Regions from separate parts of the Homo sapiens genome. Here region 2 is linked to region 1. A link is an interaction called in ENCODE POLR2A ChIA-PET data of the cell type or tissue named here. Cell type or tissue: Panc1. All regions are shown on one strand. Links, peaks and the distances in the headings refer to the core of each region. The heading gives the core; the rest is flanking DNA.

Region 1 (8,043 bases), core at 1,195-6,194:
GACCAACCTGGCTAACATGGTGAAACCCTGTCTCTACTAAAAATACAAAAATTAGCTGGGCGTGGTGATACATGCCTGTAGTCTCAGCTAGTTGGGAGGTGGAAGCAGGTGAATCCCTTGAACCTAGGAGGCAGAGGCTGCAGTGCGCCGAGATCACACCACTGCACTCCAGCCTGGGAGACAGAGCGAGACTCCATCTCAAAACAAAAACAAGAACAAAAACAAAGTGCATATATATAGTATAAATATTTATAGTGTACCTACCTGTTACATAACACATTGCATTTAGGGATAAAAACATGAAAAGACATTGTTCCCTATCATTCCTTTCTTTTAAAAAGGCTACTGTCTAAAGAGAAGCCAGGTATTCAAACAAAAATTATAATACAGTAAAATAACTGCTTATAATAAAGGCAGAGGGATACCTGCGAATAAGCTATGGGGTCAGACTATCTATCAACCCTGGCGCCACCATTTACTAGCTGTATGACATTGGGCACAATACTTAACTTCCAATGGTTCAGTTTCTCCAATGGGGAAAGGCTTGAAAGTGATAAAGTACTTAAGACTGAAGCAAGACAGTGCTATAATATTCTCTTCATATAAAAAGAAAAAAACATAGTAATGAGTTTCAGAAATGTTTTTAGCCATCAAAGCAAATAAAAAAGAATTTCCTAAAGCTCAACCCCAAAACAAAAACTAATGACATTCAAACCTGGTTGAAAAAAGTCTGTCATATCTTTCTTCTAATCTTTTGGTTTTGGAAGTAGTCACAGACTCATAATAATTCCAGTGAATATAATAACTCTTCCATCAAGTAATTATATAACCATGGTAAGTTCCTTAAATTCCAGAGACTTCAGTTTCCCATCTACAGTAAATTTTACATTAGACAATCTCTAGTGTAAGTACATAGGTTTACTTTTTCCTGCTAATGCAATGGAATATTATCGCTGAATAAATTAGCATTCTGCCCTTAACCTCTAATTTGTCCACAAAATGCAAGTACTATCATCACTGATAAGGCGTTATCTTTTTGATATACCTGGTTCATTAATACTGTGATATAATAAAGCAAATTTTATGTTGCGTCAGTCTTATTAAAATGAAATTACATAAACAAATCTACAAATAAAGATTTTATAAGTATCTACAAAATAAATACAGAATTGCTACATTAACTATATTGAATACAGCCAAGAGCCAAGAAAAAAATCTGAGAAGTCAAAATATACAAAACAACTATGTACTAAAATGTACAATCTATAGATGTCTATAGATGCTTTCTTTGTTCAAAGTTTATTTACTCCAATTTGTACGTACTGTTCTAGAGATTAGTAAAACAAGCATACCTAAAAGTAACAGCTGAGATCAAGAGATAGATAATCAGATATGAACTAAATAAAACAAACACATTGCATCATGACATCACTATGGGTACAGGGGCAGGGGTGTCACATCCATGTTATAGCTAATCATAAAGAAAAAGGTTATGCTGACGTATTTATTAAGGCAGAAGTGGCTAAAAGAAAAAAATATTTTTTTCAGGAAAATTAAAATTAAAAAAGGGTTATGCTCAAAGCAGTAAGAAAAAGTTATCTTTAAATATCACTAATGAAGAACAAATCTTTCCTTCTCTAGTTTTGTCAGATAAAAGCAAATGCATCTAAAATAATTTTTTCAATACAACAATGAAGTATATCAGGAGATATTAGATGTACTTTTTACTTTTACCTTAAGTCACAACAAAAAGCCACTTCTTTGAAGTACTTAATTCCATTCTACTTCTTAGTTGATAAAAGCAGATATTTTATAGAGCTTTTTATCACAGCTGGTTGTATTAAGGAGATGATGGAATCATTCCTATGAATATGATTTTCTCTATTTCAAGAATTAGAAAACAAAGCAAACCATTTACTTTTCTATAGAAACAAATCCATCCAAGATGGCTTTTAATATTTCTTTGACAAGATAAACTGACAATTTTGCCTTTAACTGCCTAATTAAATAAGTACCAAACTTAAAAGCTAAGTTTTCTATTGTTCATCAAGGTCACATGATTATTCTGTAAAGCTAAGTGGACTTGTGGCATGAAGGTCAGCAAACAATATATACTAGCAAGCTTGTTGGCCTAAAAAATGCAAACAAAGAGACAGAAACAAATACAGAAATGAAACTCATTTTAAAATAAAAAATATCTAACATTAAAAAAATCTCAGTATTTTGTATTTGCAAAGCCACTTCTGAATGACAAACGACTAAAATTTACACCATTTAAAACATAAGAAAGACGCATGAGAGCAACCATGCTACACTAAGAAGACTTAATATGGATTGAGTGCTATTTAAAGCTTATACTACTTAGGGAGAGTTCAGGACTATGGTTTCCAATTCTTTTGTGAAACACTGTTAGAAAAGAATGAAATCAGTCAATTTATAATTTATTTAATTGCCCAGGTGAACACTTTCTATGAGGCGTTTCACTATCTCAGAAGAACACATATACCACTTATCAACATGAATATTCAGAAAGCCAAGAATAAAGGTTATTGTGAAAATAGGGAATTTAATTCAACAAAATCTAAGTGTCAGAAAAAATATATAAATACAAGTATCAGTTTCAGTCAATATTTCTTTGCCATCATTATTAAATAGTACTTTTATTTTAAAAGAAAATATAACCCTAAAAGAGTAGACATAATTATATAGTGTTTAAAAATCTGAAAGGAAAAGATTATTTAAACATATTCAAATATTTGCTACAATTTCAAACAATAAAAGATCAATTTATGTCTACATCTCATTGACCAATTGTTTAATGCCTAAATCATAGCTGTCAAATGCCTAATAAATATAACCCTAAAAATATCATAAATTTTCATGATAAAAATTAATCACACACAAATACATCTAACAACAAGAGGAAGCTAAGGTATTTCAAAAACTATACTTGAGTAGAAAGCTTCACTTTAGTCAGAATTTAAGATAAATTTAAGAATTTAAGATAAAAAGATTAAGATAATAAAGTGGTAAGATTAAAGCTTACATTAAACATCAACTTTAATATAGTTACCATTCTGCAAAAAATGAACAAATATCAATATTAATATCTGGGTTTCATTTGGTAAACCCTCAGAGCAATGTGTTTATTTATATAATTTTGTGTTTATCTCAAGTCTAGAAGGGCTTTAATTTTATCAAAGGGTCATAATATTTCTATAATTAAAGCAAAAATTTATGCCGTAAGCACTCAAGATTCCTACTTTACTGAATCATTACTTCTGAAGTTTTAACTGAAGAGGCTCTAAGAGAAAATATGGAAAAGCCAAGCTGTTTAGCAGCAGTTACTGAAACCTAAGCTTTCACTACAGAATTGTTTTATTTAAATGAAAGCGGCTTTAAAATGTTAAAATGCCTGGTTTATTTTAATTAAAAGTCTGCAAGAAATTAGGAATGCAAGATTAAACACACAAACCTGGCAATGAAGGAGAAAGTTCATTGTATCCTCCAAATGAAGCATTCCGAACAAGCTTTCGGCCATCAATCCGGGGAGGAAATAAAACAGGCAAAACCCCAGTACAGGAAGAAAATCTACGTTGTGAGCTCTCTTCTTTCATAGCTCAGAAGGTCTATTTAATGTATATGCTCACCCAAAGGCTAATTAGACCAATATGGCAAAGACAGGCTTTTCTCTCACATCCAACTGTAGCAAAACCCACCAGCACAAACAAAGAACACACACATTTAACAGCAAAGGAGAAGGACCAAAGACTGTCAAATCAGCAATAAACAGATAGAGAAAGCCTGACAGAAAAAGCATTAAACCATGCTGCTGATTTTTTAAAAAAAGGAACTGATAAACATGAAAGGCTATTCTACTAATGTTTTACCTTTTTATCAAACCACCCTGCACTGAATTGCTGCTTTAGGAAAACAAAACAAGATCAATACTTAGCAATTCAAGATGAAGCAATAAAGTCATTTTCTCTTCTCAGAAATGCAATCCTTTTATCATATCCATTATGTTTCTGTACTATCCGGCCACACTTCCCACCTCTTCCGACTCCTTCCTTCCCAGCTTTTACTTACTTCAAAGATGGATATAAACATAATGCTTTTTATCTTCCCTGAAGCTTCTAGATTTATATCTAATCTACAGCTTGCCTCAGCCATGATTAAACATTCATAAGGAAAGATACTCTTTCAAGCACAACGTTGATGGATTCCAACAGTTAAAGCAGAGAATAAACATTTAAGTTTTGCCTCCAGCAGGGATATATGAGTCATTAAGACAGTGTTAGCGCAAACCAATCAACAGAGGAGATTAAAACGACACCATAATGCTGTATGCTCTAACATGTTCCTTGAAGAAAATATGAGCTGCTACTGTTCCTCTTAATTACATTTAAACTGTTCAAAATTTAATTTGAACAGTTTCATTACATCTAAACTGTTCAGTCTATCAATGAGTCTTTCCTGCTTAAAAAAAATTTTTTTTAAAAGCAACTTTATTATCACAGTGACAAATGTACTATGTTTAAAACTAAGTGACCAGTATTGACTCCACGTCATTAAATCTAACAGGTACCATCTGTTTATACCTAATCTTTAAAATTCCAAAGAATTCTCTCCCAATTATACTAAAATCCATATACCTTACCCTACCTTAATTCAGATTTAAAAGCTCTAGTCAGATGCTCTCTATATATGCCGTAGATTGATTTTTTTGGTTATAATTCTTTCTTTCAATCTGAAAATACACCCACTCAGCTGGACAATAACCATCTAGGTTAAAATTTATTAGTGGCTCATTTTTATAGGTATCTTACCATAAGATCTCAGTATCCTTCCTTATTATGCATTCACTTCAACGCTGGTTCTCTATTCATGCACAACATCTCATATAATCTAAGACTTTGTCCTTACTAGAAAGAACACATGAAAAAGCAAAACTCAATTTCTTTTTTGTTTTTTGGGTTTTTTTTGAGATGGAGTCTCACTGTCGCCCAGGCTAGAGTGCAGTGGCAAAATCTCAGCTCGCTGCCACCTCTACCTCTCGGGTTCAAGTGATTCTCCTGCCTCAGCCTCCCAAGTAGCTGGAACTACAGGCACCTGCCACCATGCCTGGCTAATTTTTGTATTTTTAGTAGAGATGGGGTTTCGCCATGTTGGGCAGACTGGTCTCAAACTCCTGACCTCAGGTGATCCACCCACCTTGGTATCCCAAAGTGCTAGGATTGTAGGTGTGAGCCACCGCACCAGGCAAAACTCAATTTCTTGTATGTGACATATTCTTTCTTGGGCAAAGGCATTTCAAAATCAATTAATGGAGAATAAGTTTACCACTAATACCCATAACTGCAACAAGTTTGTGGGTTTTAGGGGTTGGTTTGGTTATTATTATTTTTTGCTTTTCTCCATATCATAAAATGTACATTATTATTAACTGTAGACAACAAATAATTATAATTCATGTAATGGTGCTTGCCTTTAAAGGCATAAAGAACATCACAAACAGCATTATGCTAGTATAATAGTTAAGCAGGATTTGAAATTAAACTGCATTCAAATCTCTGTTTTATCTTTCCTAGAAATACTTAAACAGTTTAATTTCTCTGAGTCTTTGTTTTCTCACGTATACAATGCTAATAGTAGTACTGATATTATAGGATTGTTATGAGGATTAAATCAGATGATACACAAAGTCTTAAAAGAGTCTAGGTTAAAATGGCAAAATGAAGATACTGAACAAATGCGTTCCCTCCTAAAACTCAAGTAAAATCAAGAAAAGGGGTATTTTAAAAAAATAAACAAATATCTATATATATCCCAAAAGTACATATCCAGGAGAGGATATATTAACAACATAAATTTGACACTGCAAAGCTCGAGATGAACAAGTAGTCATGGTCTTGCAGATCCAAGAAAGCCAAATCACAACAGCAGTAATAAAAACTGAAAGTCAACCTTATTTACACCAAATAACCCTTTTGCACATAATTCACAGCACCAAGTTCCTCTGGATCATGAATCAGATAGGCTATTTACGTCAACAACAATACTGGAAGCAGGCCAAAAAATAACCAAAATCTTCAAAATATGAAAGAAAACAAGTTTCAATTTAGAATTCCATACCCAGCCAAACTATCAATTACATATTAGAGTAAAATAAAGATATCTTTAGACATGCAAGGTCTCAAAATTTTATTTTCTATGTACCATTTAAAATAATTTACTACAGTAGCCCTTCTCAGCTGGGGTTCTGCAATAGAATTAAGCCTAATGTACTAAGGCATCCACTGTTCAAGATGAATTAAATTTATCTCCCATGCATCTATAATATTTCCAACAATGCACTATATCTTTGAGAAACAGAGAAAATATTCCTATAGGACTTACTTCTGTCATGAGACTCCAGTTAAGAAAGGCTGTACTGGAAGATAAAACTGTACCAAAATGTGATAAATCAAGAATGCATGGGGTACAGAAACAGGACATCCAATATAAAAGAGGTGTCATTACCAAAAAGTCCCCCTGCCACTGCACCATCTTTTTTGACACATGGGCAAACTGCTTGGGTGAGCTTTGCCCAAGTTCTTTGTTGACACTGGCTTGTCTGTCTGACTGTATGCTGATAAAACTTCTTCTCTGTTCCTTCAAGCTGATGTTTGGATCAGCTGAGAATACTTCCAAAACAATGAAGCATTCTACTTTTTACCTAATCCTGGTTGAACATGGTGAACTAAAAAAGCAGAATATACCTCTCCTGGTCATATTCCTGCCAGGTATCCAGTAATTAAACCACAAGCAATAATGAATCTTGTGTTTCCCAAGACCCACTAATTATCTTGCCGAATGCTTTCTTCAGTTGTTAAACTCTCAAAGAAATCATAACCAAACTCTGGCTCAGAGACTCTTGCTCAGTTTATCTTCCAGCAATGTTGCCCTTTCCTTACCCAACTAGGTTTGGGCTTGCTACTGTTAAATAAGCAGGAGGCCAATGGCCTGAGGCTGTCTCTGTATTTTTAGTTCCTAATAATGAACTGCAAGCTAACTTTGGTATGTAAATGAACAGAAATCTAACTTAGGAGTCTAATATTTGTAACAAATAGGCTGATCTCAGCCAATCACAGCAGCTGAGCTTCAGACAATCACAGGCAACAAACTAATCAGATCATGTTCAAATAAGGCAGAAGCCCAGCTGTAGCCAATCATGCTACTTCTGTATTTCTGAGTTCTGTCTATAAATATTCACTGCTTATGTTTCAGAGTGGTGCTCTCTGGACCTCTTCTGGTTTTGAGTGTTGCCCAATCCATGAATCGTTCTCACTCAAATACACTCTGTTAAATTTAATTTGTCTGAAGTTTTTCTTCAAACACACTCTCAACAGTGTTTAAAGAAATAACCATAAATTGTCTAGATATGCATACATGATGGTAACATTACCAGAAAAAAAGAAAAGGCACAAAAAAGTGAGGATTCTGGTTACCTGGAGCACGTAGAAGGCATGTAAAGGGGAAGAGATAAGGATCAGGAGATACATATAAGAACTTCTAAAGTACTAGCAATGATTTCTTCTAAACCTGGTATGCTGGGTACGTAAGTATTGGTTTTATTATTATATTAACTGTAAATGCATTTTATGTACTCTTCAGACTGCATGAAACATTTCACAGTACATATACATGTAAATGTTTTTTTCTTAAAACAAAGTTCTCAGATTGTTGCTGGATACATAGAAAACATTTCATTGTAAGCTATTATTATGTCCAGGATCTTAATTCAACAGTTCAGAAAAGGCAGATAAGAAAAACAAAATATTACTAAATACCATAATAGCAGGATTTATTTTCCCTTCCCTGTTAGCCACCTGTTACCACTTTATCCTTCCTTCTACTCTTTGAGTAATCCTAACTCAAACCAGTCATCTGCACTCCTTCTCCCACAAGATGTAATCACCGGTGTTTAATTATTTAGAAATTCAAATAAGAAGGCCATCTTTCCTACTTCATCTGAATGGTGGTAAAATAAATGTGGTTTAG
Region 2 (8,043 bases), core at 1,656-6,655, 180 kb after region 1:
TGTTGAATGCTTGAAGTTTATTTTGGTAAGCAATAGGGAGCTACTGGAGATATTTGAGCAGAAGCAGAAGTAATGGTGTGAAACAGGCTCAATATCAGAGTCTGCTTAAGATTTATATGGAGGAAGAATTTGGTGGGAAAAAATAAACTTGAAGCAAGAAAACCAGGTTGGAGGCCTGAACTAGGTGGGTAGGCACAGAAATGGAGATGGATGGAGTTAGATTTTGAGTGCAAGTAAGATCAGTAGGCAGTGGTGAAGAAGTTTTTGTCAAAAATAATTACAGTTTCAAGCATGAATTACTAGGAGAATGGTGAACTATTAATAGAAATCAGATAATCAGAAAAAGGAACAGTTGGTGTGAGGCAAGATGATGAGTTCAGTTCTCTACCTGTTAGGCATATAAGTGGCTATACTCAGCGGGGGCCTATTTGTAAATTTTATACCATTTACAAGAACTGGAACCTAACAGATATTAGAAGATTGTGGTTTAGTTACACTGGCTTGATATGTCTCTTTGCAATATAAATATATTAAAGTGCAGTTGTTATTTTAATTTCCTGTGGAGTTTTTCTCTGGACAAATGTAGCAGGGATATATAGCTCTTCTGTGGTTCATACATCACAAAGATTGCTCTTATAAAATGATATATACTTATTGAGTGAGTGTGTATGTCAGTTATTATGCTAAATTTTACGTATTTTACATCAACTAATCCTTACATCAGCTTTGGTATTAGTATGTGGATTTTTATAAGAGAAATCAAGATGCAAAGAGGTTAAGTAGCTTTCCCAGGGTCAAACCGGAAGCAATGTAATGACATTTGAACCCAGGTTCTGAATGGCCCTTCTCTTTTGACTCTATACTGATAAAGTACCTATTTGCCTCCTTCCCTTTTCCTTTTCATAGAATGAAAGGACATGGTGCCTGTTAGCACAGACTACTGGTCTTTACTCTATGATTGTATCCAGGGATTCATTTAGTGCCTGCTTAGGAGATCTGTCTTAGGAAGGGCTTGTGATCACTGGCTCTTCTTGGGGCAACGACTTTCCTGAGAGAGATATTAAGTAATAAAATTATTTAACTAAAAAGTCACCCCTTAAAAAGAGCAAATAAAACAGTTTTGAATTATAACTATACTAAAGTCATTAAAAAATAACAAAAAGCTACATAAGGTCCTTTGAAACCACTTTAAATTTAGACAAACAGCAGAGAATGCCCTTAATAGCAAGTCTGAAGATCAAAGTGTGGAACTCTTCCTAAAGGAAACACAGAGGATGAAGAGTCTGGAGATTAATGTTGCAGTTGGCTGATGCTCCAACACAGTGCAGTGAGCAGGGATTCACCAAGAGGAAAGATACATCTGTGCTACAGGCTTTACATTGCACTGCCTGGCACTTGGTGAATTCTTAATATATATAAGTTCCTGTCTTTCTCCCCTTTTGTATTTTACAAAATGTTTTTCCACATCTCATTGTATTTACTCTATATAGTAAAAAGAAAACCCTGATGAATAAACTGTTATCATTCCCATTACAGAGGTACATAAACCTTTACTTGTTGAAGCTGAGAATGGCTGGATAATTCTGCAGCGCAATCTCTCCAACCTGAGTGTTCTGGTTTTGCACTCTCCCTGTAGGACTTTGTCATCTGTTCCCTGACCATTGGGCTGTTAACAAAGAGTGAAGGTTTTTCCAGTAGGAGGGGTCTTTCTGGTTGGAGTCCGAACTGAACATAGATCCCACATAAGTAAAGGCCCATGACACTTTTTGTGTAACACAATTAAACTTCCTTCATGCAGTAGCTGAGGGCATTACTGTTAATCCCTTGATGCCTAGGGTTGTGTGGGTGACATCTTTTATAGCAAAGAAATACTAGTTGTTTTACTTCACAGAATTATCAGATAAAGCCTCATGGAAAGTCTCAGACATGAGATAGAGCTTTAAGGACTGGTAGGATTTATATAAACCAGAGAAGCTCTGAAGGTTTGTCAGACATGAAGAAAAGCAAAAGTGTGATGTGATCATGTTCCACAAAGGAGACCTATCTGCCAACAGCATGAAGGGAAATGAAGAGGAGATAAGATTAACTAGATCTTCAAAGTTCAAATGATGGAAGATGTTGACCATGAAAATTTTAAATTTTGGCTATAATCCAGCAATCTCTAACGTTTTTGGCACCAGGGACTAGTTTTGTGGAAGACAATTTTTCCATGGACTGGGGTTGAGGGGATGGTTTTTGGATGATTCAAGCACATTACATTTATTGTGCACTTTATTTCTATTATTATTACATTGTAATATTTAATGAAATAATTATGCAACTCACCATCATGCAGAATCAGTGGGAGCCCTGAGCTTGCTTTCCTGCAACTAGATGGTCTGATCTGGGGGCGATGGGAGACAATGACAGATCATCAGGCACTGGATTCTTATAAGGAATGTACATCCTAGATTCCTCACATGCACAGTTCACAATAGGGTTCCTGCTCCTGCGAGAATCTAATGCCACCACTGATCTGACAGGAGGTGGAACTCAGGTGATAATGCGAGTGGTTGGGGGCAGCTATCGATACAGATGAAGCTTCTCTCACTCACCCACTGCTCACTTCCTGCTATGCAGCCCAGTTCCCAACAGGCCATAGAACTGTACCAGCCTGGGGGTTGGGGACCTCTGCTGTAACCTTTTGTTTTGTTTTGTTTTGTTTTGTTTTGAGGTGCAGTTTCGCTCTTGTTGCCCAGGCTGGAGTGCAATGGTGCGATCTCGGCTAACCACAACCTCCACCTCCTGGGTTCAAGCAATTCTCCTGCCTCAGCCTCCCTAGTAGCTGGGATTGCAGGCGTGCACCACCACGCCCAGCTAATTTTTTTTTATTTTTAGTAGAGACACGGTTTCTCCATGTTGGTCAGGCTGGTCTCAAACTCCCAACCTCAGGTGATATGCCCACCTCAGCCTCCTGAAGTGCTGGGATTACAGGCGTAAGCCACCACACCCGGCCTGCTGTAACCTATTTAAGAAACATTTGGTCCCCTCCCACCAGCCAAGATGCCGAAAGGAAAGAAGACCAAGGGGAAGAAGGTGGCCCCAACCCCTGCTGTCGTGAAGAAGCAGGATGCCAAGAAAGTGGTGAATTCCCTGTTTGAGAAACGGCCTAAGAATTTTGGCACTGGAGAGGACATCCAGCCCCAAAAGGTGCCTCACCTGCTTTGTCAAATGCCCCCACTATATCAGGTTGCAGCAGCAAAGAGCTATCCTCTATAAGCAGTTGAAAGTGCCTCCTACAATTAACCAGTTCACCCAGGCCTTGGATCGCCACATAGCTACTCGGCTGCTTAAGCGGGCCCACAAGTACAGACCAGAAACAAAGCAAGAGAAGCAGAGACTGTTGGCCCAGGCTGAGAAGAAAGCTGCCAGCAAAGGGGATGTCCCCCACTAAGAGATCACCTGTCCTTCGAGCAGGAGTTAACGCCATCACCACCTTGGTGGAGTGCAAGATGGCTCAGCTGGTGGTGATGGCACACCACGTGGATCCCATTGAGCTGGTTGTCTTCCTGCCTGTCCTGTGTCATAAAATGGGGTTCCCCCACTGCATTATCAAGGGGAAGGCAAGACTGGGATGTTTAGTCCACAGGAAGACCTCCACCACTGTCGCCTTCACAGAGGTTAACTCAGAAGACAAAGGAGCTTTGGCTAAGCTGGTGGAAGCTATCAGGACCAATTCCAGCGACAGATATGATGAGATCCATTGTCACTGGGGAGGCAATGTCCTGGGTCCCAAATCTGTGGCTCACTTTGCCAAGCTGGAAAAGGCAAAGGTGAATGAACTTGCCATTAAACTGGGTTAAGTATGCACTGTTGAGCTTTCTGTACATAAAAATAATAAAAATAATACAAATTCTCCTTCAAAAAAAAACAAAGAAACATTTGGTTCTTAAGAGGGGGGAGAAATTATTTACAAGTAAAGCCACATTACCTTTCCCAAGACATGTTCTTGCATCTTTACTTCAGGCTCCTTTAATCTGCAAAAGGAGAGGTGAGGGAAGCACAATGACTGAGTAACACTAAACCACAGGCCTCAAATTTTCTAAAAGAGCGTAGCAAGCAGAGCCCCTAAAACAGTACAGGTGAATTTTTCTTCCCTCCAACAGTGTCTGACAAGAATCCTAGAAACAGGAAAATTTTCTTACTATATTGAATTCAAACCCTAACAAAATGAGAAGACTATATGCATTAGTCTGCTTAGGCTGCCATAAAAAAAAAAAATACCATAGACTGTGCGGCTTAAATAACAGAAGTTTATTTTCTCACAGTCTGGAGGCTGGAAGTCTGAGATTAGTGTGCCTGCATGATCAGTTTCCAGTGGGAGTTCTCCCCTTGGGTTGAAGAAGGCTGCCTTCTTCCTTGTATATTCGCTCACATGACCTGTTCTTTGTTCAAATATGGAGAGAGAGGGAGTAAGCTCTCTGGTATCTCTTGTTATAAAGGCACTAATTCATCATGAGGGTCTACCATGTAATCCTAATGTCCTCCTTAAGGCCCCATTTCCAAATAACATCACATTCGGTGTTAGGACTTCAACAAATGAATTTTGGGGGAAACACAGATGTTCAGTCTATAACACCATATAGCATGAAGTGATTGAATAGTGCCTCCTAATCTCTGTCATAATCACCAATAAAAAACATGATGAGGCTGGGCATGGTGGCTCATGACTATAATCCCAGTGCTTTGGGAGGCCAAGGCAAGAGGATCACTTGAGCCTAGGAGTTCAAGACCAGCCTGAGGAACATAGCAAGACCTTTTATCTATAAAAATTTAAAAAATTTGCAGGGCATGGTGGTACTTACTGGTAGTCCCAGCTACTCGGGAGGCTGAGGTGGGAGGTTTGCTTGGACCTGGGAGATGGAGGTTCCATTGATCCCTGATTGTACCTCTGCACTCTAGCCCGGGAAACAGAGTGAGACCCTGTCTCAAAAAAAAAAAAAAAAAAATTAACAAATATCTTTTGAGATTTTATGCTAGGTGTAGGAGATACAAGAATGGCTATCTCAAGGAAGTGAAAGTTCTATCTGCCTGACTGTGAAGGCATTCCATTAGTAAAACTTTTCCATTTTTCACCCTTAATGTCTAATAATGCTGTCTCCTTTGCCTTCTAATATAATCTCACCTGAATCCCCTTTCTGTTAGCATCCCCGTTTACCTCTCATTCCACTTGCACCAATTATAGAATACCATCATCTCTTACCATTGAAGGCTATCAAAGGAACCTGTGGGTTTTTCCACTGAAAGGAATTTCTCTGCCATATTGTATCTCAGCTGACATGAAACAGGCCCATTCATTTCTGCTTCAGAAAGCAGACAGCTGCATTTTCTTTGACCTGAGCCTTTATGAAATCACTTGTGAAAACTAATCCACTCCCTTAATAACCCATTAATCCATTAATCTATTAATTTGTGAATGAATTAATTCATTAATGAGGTCAGAGCCCTCATGACCCAATCACCTCCCAAAGGTCCCACCTCCTAATACTGTTGCACTGGGGACCAAGTTTCCAACACATGAACTTTGGGGAAACACATTCAAACCATAGAATACCCATAAGGCTTAAAAATCCTGTTTTAGAATATGGCATGGTAGAGAACTGAACATAAAGACCCTGATCCAATAGCTTTTGGTCTAAGACTTGTCTTTAAGTGTTAATAAGAGATTTGTGTTTAAAAAAACGAATTCAGGCTGGGCGCAGTGGCTCATGCCTGTAATCCCAGCACTTTGGGAGGCCGAGGTGGGCAGATCACCTGAGGTTGGGAATTCGAGACCAGCCTGACCAACATGGAGAAACCCCATCTCTACTAAAAATACAAAAAATTAGTAGGTGTGGTGGTACATGCCCGTAATCCCAGCTACTCGGGAGGCTGAGGCAGGAGAATTGTTTGAACCCGGGGGGCGGAGGTTGTGGTGAGCTGAGATCAGGCCATTGCACTCCAGCCTGGGCAACAAGAGTGAAACTGTGTCTCCAAAAAAAAAAAAAAAGAACAAAACCAAAAAACAAACGAATTCGGCCGGGCACAGGTGGCTCATGCTTATAACCCTAGCACTTTGGAAGGCCAAGGCAGGTGGATTGCTTGAGTCCAGGAGTTCAAGGCCAGCCTGGGCAACATGGCAAAACCTTGTCTCTATAAAAAATACAAAAATTAGCCAGGCATGGTGGTGCACATCTGTAATCCCAGCTACCTGTGGGGCTGAGGTAGGAGGATTGCTTGAACCTGGGATGTCGAGGCTGCAATGAGTCAAGATCACACCACTGCGCTCCAGTGTGGGTGAAAAGTGAGACCCTATCTCAAAAAAAATTTAATTGAAAAATTTTAAAAATTAAAAAATGAATTCCCTCACATTTATAGCTTAGGTCCCTTGAAAACAATGTAACTAGTTGTAAGGTTGAGCTGATCACACTGTCCTTAAAAAACATCAGAGGGACTATTTCTGAGTAACCAGACAAATGTGATAAGAACTTAAACTTCTTGAGTCTGCCCCTCTACAAATAGACCAGGTAGGTCTTAAAGCACATATTCCTTCATTGATGTTTATATAGAGCTTTTAGATTCCTGGTGCCAACTTTAGAGCTATATAGTCATTTATAATACCTATAAGCTGAGAGTTATCTTTACCAGAAATCTAAATGCCAGGATTGGTAATGGTTCCACTATAACCCAAATAATTTGAGATATCTTACTTTTATGTAATGGTTTTAATAATAAATAACATATACATTCAACCTGGACTCCTCCAACTAAAAAGGAAGATGTAAAACTCAAATAGCATTTCCTAAAAGGTTCAATTTTCCCCAAGTTTGGAAATGAGTACTTAAACAAAATAAATTGGGCTTTTTAGTAAGTATTCCATGAAAACTTTTCTTTTTTAATTGGAGGAATCAAGAGAGAAAAGAGATATAGGTATATATTCTGGTGAACAAAAAAGCACTTATTTGAAGTGTTTGTTGATTTCTGTAGTGTAAACACTCCCACCATAGCCGATTTCGAGCTACCGACCTGACATCATTGAATGTAGAGTTGGAAAGAGATGCATACATTTGGCTCTCATGGGCCTGTGAAAGCTGGTTCCAGCACTCACTCACTGTTACCGGGGAAAAAAAGAAATATGAACTTATTAGCTGTTAAAGATCCATAAGACTACATCTTTCCTGGATGTAGTTTTTGGATAATCCAGTATTTGGAATTAAATTTATTTTTTAAAATTATGTTTACATACTTAATAAAACTAAAGATTCCTTTGATAAAGTTTATTTTATTTTATTTTATTATTTTAAGAGACAAGATCTTGCTCTGTTGTCAAGGTTGGAGTGCAGTGATGCAATCATAGTTCACTGCAACCCCAAACTTCTGGACTAAAGCAATCCTCCTACCTCAGCCTCCCAAGTAGCTAGGACTACAGGTGCATTTTGTTATTTTTGTTAGATAATTTTTTTGTTCAACTAAATAACAAAATTAATCTAATTCTGTTATTTTTTGTAGAGACAGGGTTTCATTATGTTGCCCAGGCTGGTCTTGAATTCCTGGCCTCAAGCTATCCTCCTGCATCACCCTGATACATCTTTTAAATGTTGCACAACTTTGATGTGATTTAGGTGTAAACATGGCAACAAGTTTTCCCCAGTAAGAAATATAGATAAGGATATAAATGTTTGTTAGTAAGACAATGATACAAAAAAGACTGTGTTTCTCATCTTGGCAGTTTCTGTGCCTTCATTGTTTTCATGCCATCGAATGAGATAGACTTATAGTATTCTCCATGACCGTCAGCAAGATGGCAGACATTTCACAGTAACCTTACAAATAAGCAATATCCTCTTCATTTCTGCAAAGCTGAACAATAATATTTGAAGATGCTAAAATAAATAAAAAGTATATTTGATTAAACAACAAAAAATGCAGGAGCACATTTGCAATTTGGATTGAACTTTTTTTTTTCACCTCCAGCCCATATCTCTCTTTGGGGTTCCAACTAGTCTTTCCTGATAGTTTCATTCA

The links. ChIA-PET counts read pairs that join two places held together with the same protein. Peaks named below come from ENCODE experiments on the same cell type or tissue, not always from the same donor. Only the 100,000 strongest peaks of a DNase experiment are listed, where the experiment ranks them.
Region 2: POLR2A ChIA-PET joins it to region 1 with 6 read pairs; 2 of 35 experiments call an interaction of 5 or more read pairs at or near these places.

What each region holds. Positions count from the first base shown.
Region 1 is chr12:76,419,036-76,427,078 of GRCh38, forward strand. The region is part of intron 4 of OSBPL8 (oxysterol binding protein like 8); the gene reads right to left. Among named protein-coding and RNA genes, the nearest start is that of BBS10, 75 kb to the left of the region's middle. In Panc1, for the core only: no CTCF peak of the experiment used is centred there; a DNase peak (open chromatin) is centred at 4,246; H3K4me3 peaks cover 892 bases; H3K27ac peaks cover 1,252 bases.
Region 2 is chr12:76,596,629-76,604,671 of GRCh38, forward strand. All of the region lies in intron 3 of LOC105369850 (a long non-coding RNA gene), which reads left to right. It also overlaps the pseudogene RPL7AP9. Among named protein-coding and RNA genes, the nearest start is that of OSBPL8, 41 kb to the left of the region's middle. In Panc1, for the core only: no CTCF peak of the experiment used is centred there; no DNase peak of the experiment used is centred there.